Regions from separate parts of the Mus musculus genome. Here region 2 is linked to region 1. Evidence: chromatin loops called from intact Hi-C (ENCODE). Cell type or tissue: left cerebral cortex. All regions are shown on one strand.

Region 1 (8,000 bases):
AGACGGGTAGGGAAATGGGTAGATGTGAATATGGATGGGCCCCACTGGAGTCCTCAGGCAGGAAAAGTAGGTGGATGTATGGATGGACGGATAGACAGACAGATGGAAGACAGCAGGGTAGATGAGTGGACAGACAGGTAGATGGACAGGTGGTTGGGTGGTTAGGTAGGTGGTGGACCCACCTAGGCCTCCCCAGGAAGAAGAGGTAGCCTAGGCCACAGGTCTATCCATCCCCAAAGGCTAAGCCCCACCCCTGCTCTCCCTGCATGAAGCCCCAGCAGAGGCTCTGACCACTCAACTTACTCAGGCAATGTAAAATAGAAAGCAACTCCAATCCCCAAGCTCCACCCAGCACAGGCCTGGGCCAGGAGCTGGGTGGGAGGTGGGGGGAGGGCGTCTGCCGAGTAAGGAGTGAAGCAGGAGTGGGGGTTGGGGGGGAGCTGATCCAAGGGCCCCGGCTGCCAGAACACGCCTGGTCCTGCATTCTCAGTACAGGCATGCTGGGGGCTGAAAAGCCTCAAACCGGCTCTGCCAGTGCCACTGGGGAGAGCCTGCAGGCTCCAGCTGGCCCTGATGGAGGGACGATACAAGCTAAGTAAGTGAAAAGTGGGGCTCACACCTCAAGCCCAGGACAGACAGACTGGCCCTGTTGCTCACTGCAGGATCTCAGCCCCTGACCTGCACGCCTCAGGCTGCAGAGCCCCAAGCCAGCCAGGATGCAACCTCACACAAAGTTGTAACTTACTTTCAGCAAGATTTCACACACACATACCTGTTTTGTTTGTTTTTAGAATTCAAAAGACTCCTTGGAGCGTGAGCCACATAGAGACAATGTTGTGTTACAATGTCAAGAGGCTGCGAACCCCTGCCTGTGCAGAGAGAGAGGACGAAGCCAGGAAGTGAGCTGAGCCGGGAGGGGGTGGGAGGAGGCCGGGACTAGGCTGTAAGCGACCTGATTCACAGTGCTGACCTGTTCTGCCAGGTTAGGAGGCCTCCTGCAAACTGTGGTGCCCTTCTGGGCTGCTTCCCCAGGTGGAGAGACGCTTTGGCTCTGATTGCAGGAACCTTTGACCCCAAGGTGCTGAGATATTGAAAGCGCCAGCCCTGCTCCAGCCGGGCTGTGGATGGGCAGGCCGTCACACACCTGCAATGTGGAGGCCTTCCCCTCAGGGCTGGGAAGGAGACACCATGAACAGCAAATGGAAACTGAGGTTCAGCTCCCATAGCAGGTTGGAGTCAAGCTTTCTCAAGCCCAGAGACATACTGGGCAGACTCCATTTCCCAAGGCAGAAATGGGTGTACTTTAATATTGCTGTCTGGGATTTGGGAGCCAGGGTCTATATAATGCCATAGGTCACCTTGGCCCTGAGAGCCCAAACCTAGCCCTGCCCCACTGTGATCCTGGCCATGGAGAAGCCATGCTTAGCCTTGGTTTCCTACCCTCAGTAGCCTGGTTCCAGACCTTGTCAGTCCCAGCTCCAAACACTGCCTGAACGCCCTGAACCCACTTCCCTTTCTTTCCCATGCACCATCATTCTGGAGCAGAGATGCTGAGCTGAACCCTTCAGCCTGTGACCTCCTCATGGGTCTTACTCCCTAAACAAAAGGCCCGGAGTCCCCACTGGGGAACCACACAAGCCCTCACCTTCCCCTCACTTCCCTCCAGTGCACAGGTCAGTTGAACACACAACCCCATCCCCCACCCCCGGAAACAGCATGCTCCTGCCCCAGGACCCTTGCACATGCTGCTCCTGCCTCAGAGCCCTAGCACAGGTCATTCTCTGCCCAGAGTTTACTCCACCCCTCCCCTCCATTCTCCATGACTCCCTCATTTTCCTTGGGTCTTCAGGACGCATGTCTCCTGCTCCAATAGGCATTTCAATGGCCGCACCCCAGCCAACTCTCCTCTCTCCCAGTCTCAGTTCAAAAGCAACCTTTCCAGGGGACTTAAGGACCCCTCAACCCTTCCAGAGGGCCTCCATTCCTCTTTCCTGGCCTGAACCTTCACTCTTATGGCAGCAATCTCGGGATGAGGACAGGGCCACTTCTACTCACTCCCAGCGGACACTTGCTGGTAAGTGTTGCATTAACACTCCCTGTGCATAGCTGGGACAGTTATGAACACCTTCAGAACAGAACAGATGGTGTAGCCAAAGAGCACAGGCCCAGTAAGGGGAAAGTGCCTGGGGAAAAGGACGGAAGGAAGAAGGACAAACAGAAAGACGGATGGCTAAATGGAAGGATGAATGTTGGATGTGCAGGGAACCCACAGTAGGCTCCAGGGATGCCTGGGACCCCCGAGTACTGGCTGAGACAGAAAGAGACACCGAGCTTCCCAGTCAGAACAGCCAGCTTGTGCACCCCGCTGGGTTCCCACCCTTGACCTCAGAAAGCTCCTTCTCCCAAGGGATGGCGTGCAGAGGAGGAACACACAGCCCTGCTCCCCAGGGAGGGGGCTCCCAGGCTCCATCTGTCTCCCCACAAAGGGGCTTTGTCCTTGGAGCTAAGAGCTGAGGGCGCCCGGAAGCTGCCCCTTGGCAGCCCAGCAAGGCCGTGGCTCTGAGCCAGGCTCTCCCAGGACTGTACAACTCTGGATACAACCCTCCAGAGGACAGCCTCTATTTCTGTGAGGGGAGAAACTGAGGCTCGGGAAGGCAAACTCCCTTAGTCAAGCTCTCTCAGCTGGAATCGATGTGAAGTTTCAAAGCCAGACCTGTTGGTCCCAGAGTAGAGTGCTCTCAGACCATCAGGAGCCTAAGAGAGGGTAGACTGTGCCTGGGAGGCTCATCCAAAAGGAAGGAAGCTGGGACCTGGACCAGAGTCCACCTTAGGTGCCTGGGGTACCCACCATAGAATTCCCCCCATTTCCTGAGGGGCAGTTTTACCAAGAGATGCAGTAAGAGAGAACTGTGACAACCCTCTCTGCCCTCCCCAACCCCCATTCTTGATATCCCAGACACAGCCACTCAGCAGGACTCCCTGGGCTACTGCAGCAAGGCTACACTGCCTGAACCAGGCATGACCCACAGAACTAGACACACCCATCTTCGCAGGGGCCTCCCATCCCATAAGGCTGTGTGTAAACAGCGTATGCTTGGGGTGTCCACAGAGGGCACCGGGTCCAACCCCATCTTGCAGGGCTCATAACAAGCTCACAGGCTACATCACAAGGCCCTGATGCGGCTCCTCAGAAGGCTGGCCTCTGTCCTCGGCCCAGTCAGGAGCTCTGACCCCTGACAAAGCCCCAGCTCCACTTCATCCTTCTCTGTTCTCCACCACTTTGCCTGCCTTACTCCCACAACACTCCGAGTGTGCAGGATGAACCAAAGCTCCACAGCCCCAGGCTATGCATGCATGCGAGCACGCACATGCACACTCCTGCAGGCACACACGCACGCACGCACGCATGCACACACTTTACTTCCTGGGTTCCCACTGTCTAGCATGCCCTCACCGGTGCTTCTCCTTCTCAGGATCTCTTGCTCACCCTTGAAGACCTGGGTGACTTTCCTTTCCGAACCCTCCTTGGCATTGTTAGGCTGCCATCACTCCTGTGGTACCTAGCTCACAGCAGAGAAAACAGCAGGGTCAGCAGGGTCTGTAACTGGCTCCAGAGCATTGCTTTCAGTGCCCCTTAGACTGATCACAATGCTCTGTCCTCCAGAGTACATCTCCCCTCAGAAACCTGGAGCAGCCTCCTGTGCCCCTCCCCCACCCCACCCCACCAGGTCTACATCCTGTCCCTGGCTCTGACACCATCAGCTGCTAATCATAGACATTGCCAGGAGCCCAGGAGCAGAGGCCCAGGCAACACCAAAGGTAGCCAAGGCCTATTCTGACCACGATGCCCATGGAGCTAAGGTGTGGGCAGAGTTTGGGGAGTTGGGGGGAATGAGCTGCCTGCAAATGGCCAACTGGTAACCAAACCCACGTTGCTTCTAAAACTAGGGCACAGGATTGAAATGGGAACAGCAGAATTGTCCCCAAATAGAACAGTGGCTCATCTGGTTCCGGGCCTTGGGAACACCTGGAGGGGTGGGGGGAGGGTGAAGGATGCAAATCCTGAGAACCCATCCTACCCACAAGGCCCCTGTGGGTCCCAGGCTGCCCCACCAGCAACCCTTCCATCACACCATTCCCTGCCCAGACAGTCTCCTCTTTCTGCCACCTTGACCACCAAGGACAAACTTCCTACTGGTATAAGGGAGCCAGTCCAAGAGGAAAAGCTGCGGCCTCCTGACAGGGACAAGGGAGAAGCCATTTACCTGGATGGCCAGCAGGGGCAGGTGGGGCAGGGCCAGCTTCAGCCTCCCTTAGGGACTAGGTACAGCTCAGAGCAAAGTCCACAGGGCACAGCAGGGCCACTTGGGCAGTACAGGAGTCCCACCCTGCCCAGGGTGACAGATGGAGGAGCCATCTCAGTGAGACCTTGTCTCCTGCCAATCATCCAGCCACCTGAGAGGGTCTCTTCAGACAGGTGGGTAGATGGGCATGATCTGCCTCTCACTGAATCCTTAGAAGAAACTTCCGACTTTCACCTCTTCAGTACTGTGTGACCCCAGGCAAGTCACTTAACCTCTCTGATCCATCTAGGCACTCATAGGGGAAGACAGACTCAAGACTCAGGAGAATAGGGGTGTCCTAGCTGCCCCAGCAGGGAGAGCACCCAACAGGTGCCCAACTTGAGGCCGGCTTCCTCATCTGTCAAATGAAGGTGATCTCTGGGTTCTGTCTCCCTCACAGCCCTGCTGGGGTGCACAGGTAACTACATAGAAGTGCTTTGTAAACTATAAAGTGCTGTACCCTTGGGAGTGGTAATTACCACATATTCCCTTAGAAGCAGAGAAAACCAGCCTGGAGGTGGGGTCTGCCATGGATGGAGCCTCGAGGGATGACAGAGAAAGGGTAGAGGAGGCGCAGGGGAAAGACAGAAGGTGAGGGGAGAGCCAGGGATACTTTAGCTCCTGGAGAGCTTGCTCAACAGTAGGGTACCAAGCCAGCTGTGATGGAGGATCCTGGAATTGCAGTTCTCAGAAAACAGAAGTAGGAGGTCACTTGGGTCAGTCTGGGCCACAAGATGAGTTCCAGCTCAATCGAGGCTCTAGAGCAAGACCTTGTGTCAGACACAGCCCCAATAACAGAACAGGGGACCATCCCAGGAATGCAGGACCTGTACAGGCGAAAGCAGACAGGAAACCAGCCAGTGGCTCAGAGCGCCTGCGGCGTAACCCACAAAAGAGACACAACAGAGAAGAAAGGCTGGGCCTGAGGAAGGAACTGTCTGGGTTGGGGACATCTCCAGGAGACATGCAGAGGCCCGGCCCCTCTCTGAGCCTCCATTTGCCTCCAGAAACAAGGGAAACGTAGCTTGTACCCAGGCCAGCATGGGAAGCACCCACTGCCCAGATAACAGATACCTCATAGGGAGGACCCCCACAAGGTAAGGAGATTCTTGGGCACTGTAGGTCATGGAATGGACATGTGATCAGGTTCTAAGAGGGATAAGGAGGGGTGGGAGCCGGCCTCGAAGTAGCTAGATGGAGCTGGCAGGCTGCAATCAATGCAATCCTTCCTAGATGCACAGGCCAAGATAACCACAGACCAAGGCCGCTGATGCCAGCCCAGAGGGCTTCCAGATCAATTTGCCTTTCTGGCTCACCACAGAATCACCTTCCCTCACAGCATGAAAACACCCAAGCACTGGACACATACTAGCACGCCCGATAGACAGGCCACCTTCTCAGAGATATGCTAGAGCTACACAGATTGGGGAAACTGAGGCACAGAGCAGTCATCTTCCCCACCTCCAGATTCAGCAAAAGGGCTGCCATGTCAGAATTCAGACCCAGAGCCAACTGCCTTCCTAGGCCTTACCACTACCAGGAGATCATGCAACTGGACCATCGAATACCCACCAGCCACGATTACAAACCCAAGAAGTCAGGGAACCTGTACTCTGCCTAAAAGAGATACAAGCCGCGGTGGGGACACTCAGCAGGAACCAGATACCCACAGTCCCCGAGACTGCAGACATCCAGACCCATATCTCACTAGCTGGATGGCTACAGCCACCTTAACTTCTCGGAGCGCCCGCTCTTCTTCCACATAGTAGGAATAAAAGTTCCACCCACTTCAGGACAGGAAACAGATACAGTGGGTCACTCGGCTGTGGTCCAGCTCTGGAGAACCTAACGTGTGGATACTGACATCAGATAAACTCAAGCAGAGGCCACAAGTTGGGCAGAGTGGCCTGGGAGAAGCTATCAGGCCCTAGCAGGATTCCCACGCTTCCTGATGCTACTGCAACCATGGGTCCAGCCCCCAGTATCCATTTCAGTTGTGCTGGCTGCACGGTCCAGCAGCCCAAGGATGCCTAAAGATCCACGTCTACCATCACCAATAGCTAGCGGACACCCTCCAGCCATCCGGGACATCCCCTGCCCCACCGAACCCCAGGCAGGGTCCTGTAGTGAGGACTCTAGGGACCAGAACAGGAAGAAACAAACCACAATCTTTCAATTTCTTCTCGCTTCCAGCTTCTTCTTTCTAGAACTCTCAGTAGTCCTAGGGGGAAGTCACTGGCCCAAAGTCCCATAGCAAGGAATGGAAACACAGGGCTTCTGGCTTCCTGCTCTGGGATTCTCCCTAACTGCCTAGTCCCTTAGTCAGGCTAGCCACAAGCGCCATGCTCACAGGCAGGCTGACTGGTGGGGACAGTCCTAGCTTGGCCAACTTGCCCTGGGTCTTTCTCCTTCATTCCCACCTCCCATGGCACCCACATACACACACAGGGAAGAAAGAAAGTCTGGACAGATCAGGAATGACAAACTCATAGCACACAGATAATGCTTGCTAAGCTTCTGTCCGGAGCAGACATTATGAATCTATCACAGCACTGTTTCCCATGAAGTCAACACTGGACCTCAGAACGCGGCTCGACACAGCACTTCAGCCTATGAAACTGGAGTCAGGACTTCTTGTCTGAGCCAGAGAAGAGGAAACATGAATTGTACAATGAGTGTCAATAGAGTAAGCATTAGGATTAGCATAGGAAAGAGGCTGTGACTTGACTCTAGGCTTCCCAGTGGAATGAGGCCTTGGACAACAGGTCTCCCTAAAAGGATGGGATTCCAGCTTCTCCTTGGCCCTGTTAGCTCCAAGTCCATTTTACAGTTTCACCCGTGTGTCACAGGGCATGAACCACCTGCGCTAGAGGAGGCCAGACCTCAGCCTAGGTCTGGCTCTGCCCTGCCCACATTTATTAAGTCCTGATGTGTGAAGTACCCCGTGTCCATCCTCTTGGGACATCCAGGGAGCCATGAGTCACTGCTGTCCTTTATAGATGAAGAAACTGAGGCCCCTCAAAGGCGATGGGGCCCTTCCCCAGAGAGCCAGAAAGGTTTTCCTTAGAGAGATGGAAAATGCACAGGAGGCCTGAGATGCTGTGAAGTCTGATGGGCCACAGAGGGGCAGGAGGACTTCAAACTGCAGCTGTAGTTCACAGTGGGGCCTCTGCAGGGCTTTAAGACTCCAAGAGCACCAGATTATAAATGTGGAATTCAGAGCCCTATAGCCCATCCCTGGCTGTCACCTAGGAAACCCTAGGCAAGTAACCTTCTCTCTCTAGGTCTTATGGTTTATATCCAGAAAGCCAGACCATCTCCTGTGCACACTCCCCAGCCCAGCTTTGTGGCACAGAGATGCCAGGGCTCACAGTGACCCAGCACACCCCTGTCCTTTGCTGCAAGCATCCTCTTCTAGCAAGCCCTGCTCAAGCTGGGACGGTTAGACCCATGCCAGCCAAAGCCGCACAGATGGCAAGGCTGAGCCCAGAGACACTAACAGACTTCCCGATGCCACATACAGCAAACAGGTCCCACTTTCTGTACATTAACTAACTAATGCCGGGCACAGAGCCTTCTCTGGAAAGGGAGAGATGCTTGGCCGTTCAGGGATGAAGAAACCAAATCTCAGAAAGAGACAATGAAGGACCCAAAGAC
Region 2 (8,000 bases), 84 kb after region 1:
TGGTTTTTCGAGACAGGGTTTCTCTGTGTAGTCCTGGCTGTCCTGGAACTCACTCTGAAGACCAGGCTGGCCTTGAACTCAGAAATCTGCCTGCCTCTGCCTCCCGAGTGCGGGATGAAAGGCGTGTGTCACCATGCCTGGCTTCTACCTTTATTTTTATATTTTGTAGCTAAGCAATGCAGAGGATGCCTATATTTTCTCTGAAAATGTTAACAGGGCACTTCTTTCTCTGAGTCACAGGTTTTCCAGCTATAAAAATGAGAACAAAATTATCAATAAGGAAAGACCTGAAACAGCTCACACATTCACCCACAGGGGACTGTTCGACAGATGGTGGGGCATCTTTACTGTGGACCATGTAGCTTATAAAATGTATGGACTAGGCCAAGTGTGGTGATATGTGCCTGTAATACTAGCTGAGACAGGAGGATTTTGAGTTTGAGAGCAGCTTGAACTGCAGTGAGATTCTGTCTAAACACAGAAAAGCATAAACCAGGAAGCGGGAGGCAGTTCTGAATGCTGGAGAAGGAAGGATCCTTAAGGTAAATTGAAGGAAAGGAGCCAGGTACAGGAGGTAGAGGAACATCCTCACAGAGCACACAGGAACCCAGCAAGGATGACCAAGAAATAGGGAAAGGGCCTTTCCAGGAAGGAGACTTAGCACCTACAGTCTGGACGAGACTTCATGGGGTTGCTTTGTCTGGTTAGAGGGACTCTGGCCATATAGTCCAGTCTGGTCCTCCTGGCTCAACTCCCCCAGGACTGGGGTTACAGATGAGCACCATCACACCCAGCCCAAGATTTGGCCCGTTTATTTTATTTTGTTATGTATTATTCTGTGTTGTAGAGACGAGGTCTCATGCAGCCCAGGCCAGCTAAGGCTAGAATTGAAATCCTAATCTCCCCCTGCTTCCCAAGTGCTGAGATTACAGAAATGTGTCTCACATTTAATGTATGTCATTTCATACCACTTGATTTTTATATTGTATTCATAAATGTTCCTGCAGGATATATATTAATCAGGCTAAGAAAACAAATTAAATATTTATAAGTTTTTTGTTTTTTTTTTCTGAGACAGGGTTTCTCTGTGTAGCCCCGGCTGTCCTGAAACTCACTCTGTAGACCAGGCTGGCCTCGAACTCAGAAATCTGCCTGCGTTTGCCTCCCAAGTGCTGGGATTAAAGGCGTACATCATTACTGCGTGCCCAGCTTATTTTTAAATCTTAATTGGTGTGTGTGTGTGTGTGTGTGTGTGTGTGTGTGTACCAGAAGAGGGTGTGAGTCCCTTGGAACTGTCACAGGCAGTTGTGAGCCACTTGGCAAGGGTGCTGAGAACTGAACTTGGGTCCTCAGGAAACATTAAGTGCTGCGAACCTCTGAGACATCTTTCCAGTCCAAGAAAATTTGCATATGCCATTCATGTGAGGAAAAAAATTCAGTCACCATTCCTCTTCTCATCAGCCTCTCGAACAATGATATTATTATTTTCAAAGGAGATGCTACATACATTAGCCTCTGGGAGAATCTGGAAGAATTAGAACATGTGTTGCTTACAGCAAGATGACAGAGGACTCAAGGGCCAAAGAGGAAAAGGGGGAAAAGGAGGATGAGACAGGAGAACCAGAGGCTATATCTACATACAGTGACCTCTGGGTAAGAAAATCCACAATTACTTTAGTGCCACTGAGACCGATAGCTACGTGCGCTGCCTGCTTCTTTGTTGTCGGCTGCCAGGTTGCCATGGTAATGTAATAACCTCTGATAAGCTCATTTTCAATTCTGAAACATTTTAAAGGAAAGCAAATAGCAGTAATCTGCAGACCGGCTGCCGCGAGAGAGAAGATGCTCAAGGGTGAGAAAAAGCAGCAGGGTGACCTTTCTGGGCTGAAACCTGTCTTAATGCTGGAGGGATGAGCAGAGAGCAGAGGGTCAGAAACCTGGGCAGGCATCTCAAGTGCCGGGGGCGAGTTCAGCCATCACTTTCTGCTCCAGTAGGTCTGATGTGTGTGGTGCTCTGACCCAGTTCCCAGGAAGTGCACAGAGCGCCAGCTGGGACCACATTTGAAAAGCCACTGTCCTGATGGATCTGTGCTGGGCTCTGTGAGTGGAGTGCTCCAGCCTCCTCTCGCCCTAGACACAACTACTCCACTCCACTGGTCTCCTCTATTACCAAGTGCCACAAGGTCCCAACATCCCTACAAGAGTTATCCGGCAGATACCTTGTGAGCCAAGGGCTTTCAGGGCAGCTTCCAAAGCAGAGACCTACAGGCTGCCATATAGACAAGTGGGTGGGAAAACTGGTGGGTGCCTACCTGTTCTTGCTAGAACTCTTTCATTCAGCTGGCTCACTGTAGGGATGACCAACATAGACCACTGGGCCAGAGAGAAAGCAGCTAGCTGTCCATCACAAGTATAAATAAGGAAGGGCTAGAGCTGGCTGGAGAGAACTCGGAAGTGTCAGAAGCTGTCTTCGGGAACCATCATTGGCTTCAACAGGATTCTAATTTTCTACAGAAAAGGATGTGAGAGCCAACAAGTCCAAAACCCAGCCCGGTTCAACACACACAGCTTGTTGAGTAGAAACACAGTCAAGCCTCAGCACGAGCAACTGAGGCAGGAGGATCACCAGGTCAGTGATACCTGAATCCAAAACAAAACAACAAAAACCAGGGGTGAGGATGTGATTCCCCTATAAAGCATGAAGCTCTGGGTTCCATCCCCAACCCAGCATGGTGGAGCAGCCAGAGGAGTGGAGGGAGGGGTCATTAAAATCATAACTTAAAGGTCATCTTTGGTTGCAAAGCAAGTTTGAGGCCAGCTTGGGTTACGTGAGACTCTGTCTCAAAGGGATTTAAAAAAAGAAAAAAGAAAGAAAGAAAGAAAGAAAGAAAGAAAGAAAGAAAGGAAGGCAGAAAGAAAGAAAAGAAAAGAAAGGGGGAGGGGAGAGAGAGAGAGAAAGGAGGAAAGACAAAGGTTAGAAACTAAAAAATAAAAGTAAATAAAATTTTAATTTTTAAATTAAAAGAAGAGACAAGTACATAAAGAGCTGTGGTGGCCAGTACAGCTTTGTTTTGTTTTTAAGGGTCTGAAATGCAGCAGTTTGTTGGAAACAGGCAGGCAGGGGAGGGCAGCGGTCAGCACCAAGCTCTAAGCAGAGGCTGGCAGGGACAAAGAGCTAGCTGCCTTCCTGGATGAGGGCTGGATGAGCAAGAGACCTGGTGATGGGAGCCGGCGAGGCCCACTGGAGGAACTAGAAATAGAAGCAGGAGCAGCTGGAGTCGAGTCTCCTCTCTCCAGATGCCGCAGCCTGTCAGAAGCAAGACTCACTCGGGAAAAGGGCTTCTCTTCTGCACATAGGACAGAGTCTGTTTTGTTTCTCGCCTACTCTGTCTGGCTCCTCTCCAACACCAGTTCTTAAGGCTCTGGACATACACAATTCCACAGGCCCCTGTCCCAGGATCCAGAAACAGAGGACAGCAACATCCGGCATGCTCGGTCAGGCCCCGCTCTTCTAGCTTCATTGCAGTCCCCGGTCCCTGGCAACCACCCACCAAATCCCTTTCTGTGCCATGGTGTGTGGAAACGGGACACTGGACAGTCATTTTAGCTGATTTGTTCAATTTGTTTCCTGGGCTTTGGGCAACCCAGCCCATCTGTGGATGGCTGGAAGCGGCATCCGGACAGCACGCCTTCCTAGCCACCTCCTAGGGGCTCCCCAAGGGCTGCCTTCCGTTTTCTTTCCAGGGGTCCGTAGAATACAGTCCTGACTGTTTTCCAAGGCACGAACCGGCATAATAAGCACAAGGCGTCTCCATGGCACCTTTCATTGAGCTTATTGGAGCGTTCTGCAGATGCCACGGAACACCGAGCCAAGTCCCAGGAACACGTTCTGAACCCCAGGAGCTGCACACCGCTTTATTAGGTAGTTTATTGGCGCATCAAATCTGGAGTCTACCACCTTCGGTTCACAAATCAGTTCAGAGAGAGGCTCTAACTTGCCCAATATTAAAGAGTAACAGTGCCACCTGCTCCTCTTCCCTGATTGGCACGATGCCAGGGAATTGACTGGTGGCCTAAATGGGAAATCAAGGCAGGAATGGCTGGAGGTGATAGAAACCTCAGGCTGTTGTGAGCCCAACAAGAACAGACTCTGGCTGGGCAATGGTGGTGCATGCCTTTAATCCCAGCACTTGGGAGGCAGAGGCAGGCAGATTTCTTAGTTCGAGGCCAGCCTGGTCTACAGAGTGAGTTCTAGGACAGCCAGGGCTACACAGAGAAACCCTGTCTTGAAAAAACAAAACAAAACAAAACAAAACAAAACAAAACAAAACAAAACGAACAGACTCTGGAGGCAGGCTTTACTGAGCAACTCATTCAGTTGAGGAGCACAAATGCTATTTAAACTTTTGGGGAGTGAGTAGGGGCACTCAGAGAGAATGTGCATCACTGGCCAAGGCCACAGTGAAGGGAATATTTTATTTGCATGAAAAGGACCTGAGGTGCTTGCTATCTGGACATGACCTTACTCAGAGAGGAAATTTAACCTATAACCCGAAAACTGGTGATGACTACCTCAGAGTAGCAGAAGTGGAGCCAAAAGGCCATGTACGTGCTCTGGAACATACAGGCCCAGGGCAGAGAAGGAGGAGTCCTGCTCCTGCTGGCCTTAAGATGAGATCGTCAGGGCCTGGGCATCACTGGTGATCCAGGCCGGCTCTCCAGGTCGCAGGTCTCTCCTGGTTGCGGCTCCCTGCTCATCTGGCTCCCACAACATCACAGAGTAAGTAGACATGTAAATTTTGAACCTAGCTCTCCTGCTGCCGCTACTGAGGGACAATATCCTCACTAATTGGTTCATAGGAGTTCACAGACCTCTGATGAACAGCAATATGGCTAAATACCCTTCCTTGTGAAGTGCACGGAACTGCATAGCCTGGGTGGGAAATGAGCTGGGTCCATCTCTTTTGTTGCATTTAGCCATTCCTCTTTTGTTATTTTTATCTGATTTGGTTCACTTCAGACCTGGTACCCGTTTCTTATTTATGACTAAAGGCCCCTGGGTGAGAAAAATGGAATCAAGAAAACCGTTTTTCTTTTATGTTCTACAAATGTTTCTATACCTCATTCCCACCACCCTTTAAAATAACATTTCCTTCCCAGGCCCCCCCCCCAAAAGCTTCTAAAATCCCTGCCTTTCCAATCTCCTCTTCACCTTGGCTATAATTATCTTGGGAGAATTTAAATTCCTTATCATGGGTTTGTGATGGCTGTGGCTTAAGGACCGTTGGCCTGGCTTCCATTCTGAGGCTTCGTCAAATTGCCCTCTATAGGAATTACCGTTAGACTCTTTCTTTCCTTAAAGGATGATAATGGGATTGTGACTCTGTTAAAGAAAGAACCCTTCTCTTGCTTGAGATACGTGCTGAAATATTTACCAGTCTGGGATTTGCTTCAAAACAGTCCAGTGAGGGAGATGACAAACACCACAATTGCTCGCTGAAATTGTCAGTCTCCTCCGGCTTTCTCTCACGGATCTTCATTCCTTTTCTGGTGCTGAGGGTGGAACCCGGGACCCCAGGGATGCTCCGTCGGGGTTCTCCCACTAAGCAGTTGCCCTCCTCTCTTGCAGGGACCCATTTGTTTCTTCTCCCTCTCACCCCCCAGGCTTCAGATCTGGATGTTGTGAACCTGAGGGTGGGGTTTGCCTCTGGGAGACTCAGACAAGAAGAGAATCTTAGTTTTGAGATCCCATCTCTATGGGATGAGCATCTGCTCCTCTGGGTCCAGGCTGACAGAGCAGCTGCTTCCTCCCTGGGATCTTTTCAATTCCTTCCTTCCTTCCTTCCTTCCTTCCTTCCTTCCTTCCTTCCTTCCTTTTATATCTTTATGTAATTACACTGTAGCTCTCTTCAGATACTCCAGAAGAGAGAGGGAGTCAGATCCCATTACAGATGGTTGTGAGCCACCATGTGATTGCTGGGATTTGAACTCAGGACCTTCGGAAGAGCAGTCAGTGCTCTTAACCACTGATCCATCTCTCCAGCCCTTTTGACTTTGTTATTAGTGTGTGTGTAGAGGTCAGAGGACAACTTTGCAGGGCTGCCCCCTCTCCTTCTAACTTATGCGGGTCCCAGGGATGGAATGGAAGTGCTTGGGTCTGCGTGGGAAGCACCTTTATCTGCTGCGCCATCTCACTGGCCTGGATTCCCTTTTTCTACATCCACTTCCACTGTCTTGAAGGTAGGTGTAAATTTACCAAGGTCTCCCCATCCCCACCCTGCTTCTGACTCCTGTGCCCTTCAAGGAAGGAAGGGAGGGAAGAAGGAGGCAGCTTAGAGAAGCAACTCTCACTTCCAAGATCTGGACCAGACCCAGCCACCTGGTCCCCAGGGTTTCTTGGAGGTCTCATGATACTCCAATCCCAACATGTGCAAATGGTGCTCCCATCCCTTCCTTGATCCCCACAAGCATCCTGACCCTCCCTGCAGTCATCCGTAGACTCAGTGGGCATCCTTTCCCTTCACTTCTCTCACCTGGCTGCTCTGCTATGCTCGGCAAGGCTGTACTGGTCCAGGCTGTGCTGGTCTTGGCTGTGCTGGTCCAGGCTATGATGGTCCAGGCTGTGCTGGTCTAGCCTATACTCATCTTGCGGAGCCTCCCTTAGTTACCTTCCACCCTTGCACTGCTTCAGGCCCTAGGCTCACTGGCCTGGGCTTCCTGACTGGATTCATTTCCTTCAGGCTGCTGCCAATGTTCTGCCTCCCAAACCATCCCACCAGGCTTCTAGAGCCTCCAGTGGCCTCTCTCTGTGGAGAACAAGAAATGACTAACTTCCTTAGTGTGGCATTTGATATCCTGCATAGCTTAGTCTAAATTATCTATATTTCCTGCTGGTGGAGCCACAAACCCAGGTTCATATCAAAATAAATCAGGGCCTTGATTAATACTCCAGAATCCTAGGCCCTACCCTAAACAGTTGAATTAGGAATCAATCAATCCATCCGAGAAGCACACAAAGGACCAGACGACACGGCGCTCAATTGGGAATTAGCTATGTAAGTCTGAGCACTGGGACTCAGATCCCCAGAATCTAGGTCAAACAGCATCCCTGTAAGTTTAATTCCCGGCGACTTTGCTGACCAGCCGATCCAGTGGAATTGGTAAACACCAGGTTCAAAAAGAATGTCTTGGAGAATAAAGTAGAGAGCCTAGAGAGATGGCCCAGCAGTTGAGAGTGCTTGTTCTTCTTGCAAAGGACCTGGGTTCAGTTCCCACCTATCCCTCACATTGGGCAGCTCACAGCTACTTGTAACTAATTATAGGGAATATAATGCTTTTTTCTGGCCTCCACAGATACTTGCACATATATTTGAGACAGGGGCCCTCTACCTAGTCCTGGCTGTCCTAAAACTCAGTATGTAGATCAGGCTGGCCTCAGAGGCAGAGATCTGCCTGCCTCTGCCTCCCGAGTGCTGAGACTAAAGGTGGCACATGCCACCATCACCCCTCTATAATTCTTTTAAAGCCTATATTTTAGGAAGTAAAAGCGGGGAAGTGATGGGGGAAAAGCCCTGACACTGACCTCTAACCTCTGGCTTCTGCCCATGTGTGTGCATACCTGTGCATCTTCGATATACATGAGCCTCTACACACACACACACACACACACACACACACCTGCAACACACAGGAACCTACACACCTACACAAGTACACATACAGGAAAGATCCGAGGGCCTTCCCTCCAGCCACAGTAAGTCACGCCCCTGGACTTAGCTCTCAGGGACCTATTTTCTCACTTCTCTCTGAGGCCAGGTCTCAAAGCCACACCCTTCACAAAGCCCCTGCTGCTGGCTGACAACCTGAGCCTGCGCGCACTCAGCTCGGAGAGCACTAAACACTCTTCTGTCACAGAGGGAGCAGCAAGTGTGCCTGTCACACTGTAAGCAATTTTCTGCTTGCCTTCCTGTCTAAAGTGGAAGCTCCACCAGGGCAGGTCC

What was found. Hi-C counts contacts between places; a loop is a spot of excess contacts. Peaks named below come from ENCODE experiments on the same cell type or tissue, not always from the same donor. Only the 100,000 strongest peaks of a DNase experiment are listed, where the experiment ranks them.
Region 2: it touches region 1 in a loop (4-fold over the local background); 2 of 42 quality-filtered maps call a loop at or near these places.

What each region holds. Positions count from the first base shown.
Region 1 is chr2:157,427,170-157,435,169 of GRCm38, reverse strand. The region is part of intron 1 of Src (Rous sarcoma oncogene); the gene reads right to left. Among named protein-coding and RNA genes, the nearest start is that of Src, 6.9 kb to the right of the region's middle. In left cerebral cortex, a CTCF peak has its summit at 4,756; DNase peaks (open chromatin) are centred at 3,275, 3,965, 5,171, 7,886 and 3 more places; H3K27ac peaks cover 6,647 bases.
Region 2 is chr2:157,343,352-157,351,351 of GRCm38, reverse strand. Ghrh (growth hormone releasing hormone) reads left to right here and starts at 4,697. Exons shown (of 5, transcript NM_010285.3): 1 at 4,697-4,780. In left cerebral cortex, no CTCF peak of the experiment used is centred here; DNase peaks (open chromatin) are centred at 1,807, 1,999, 3,378 and 3,788; H3K27ac peaks cover 2,353 bases.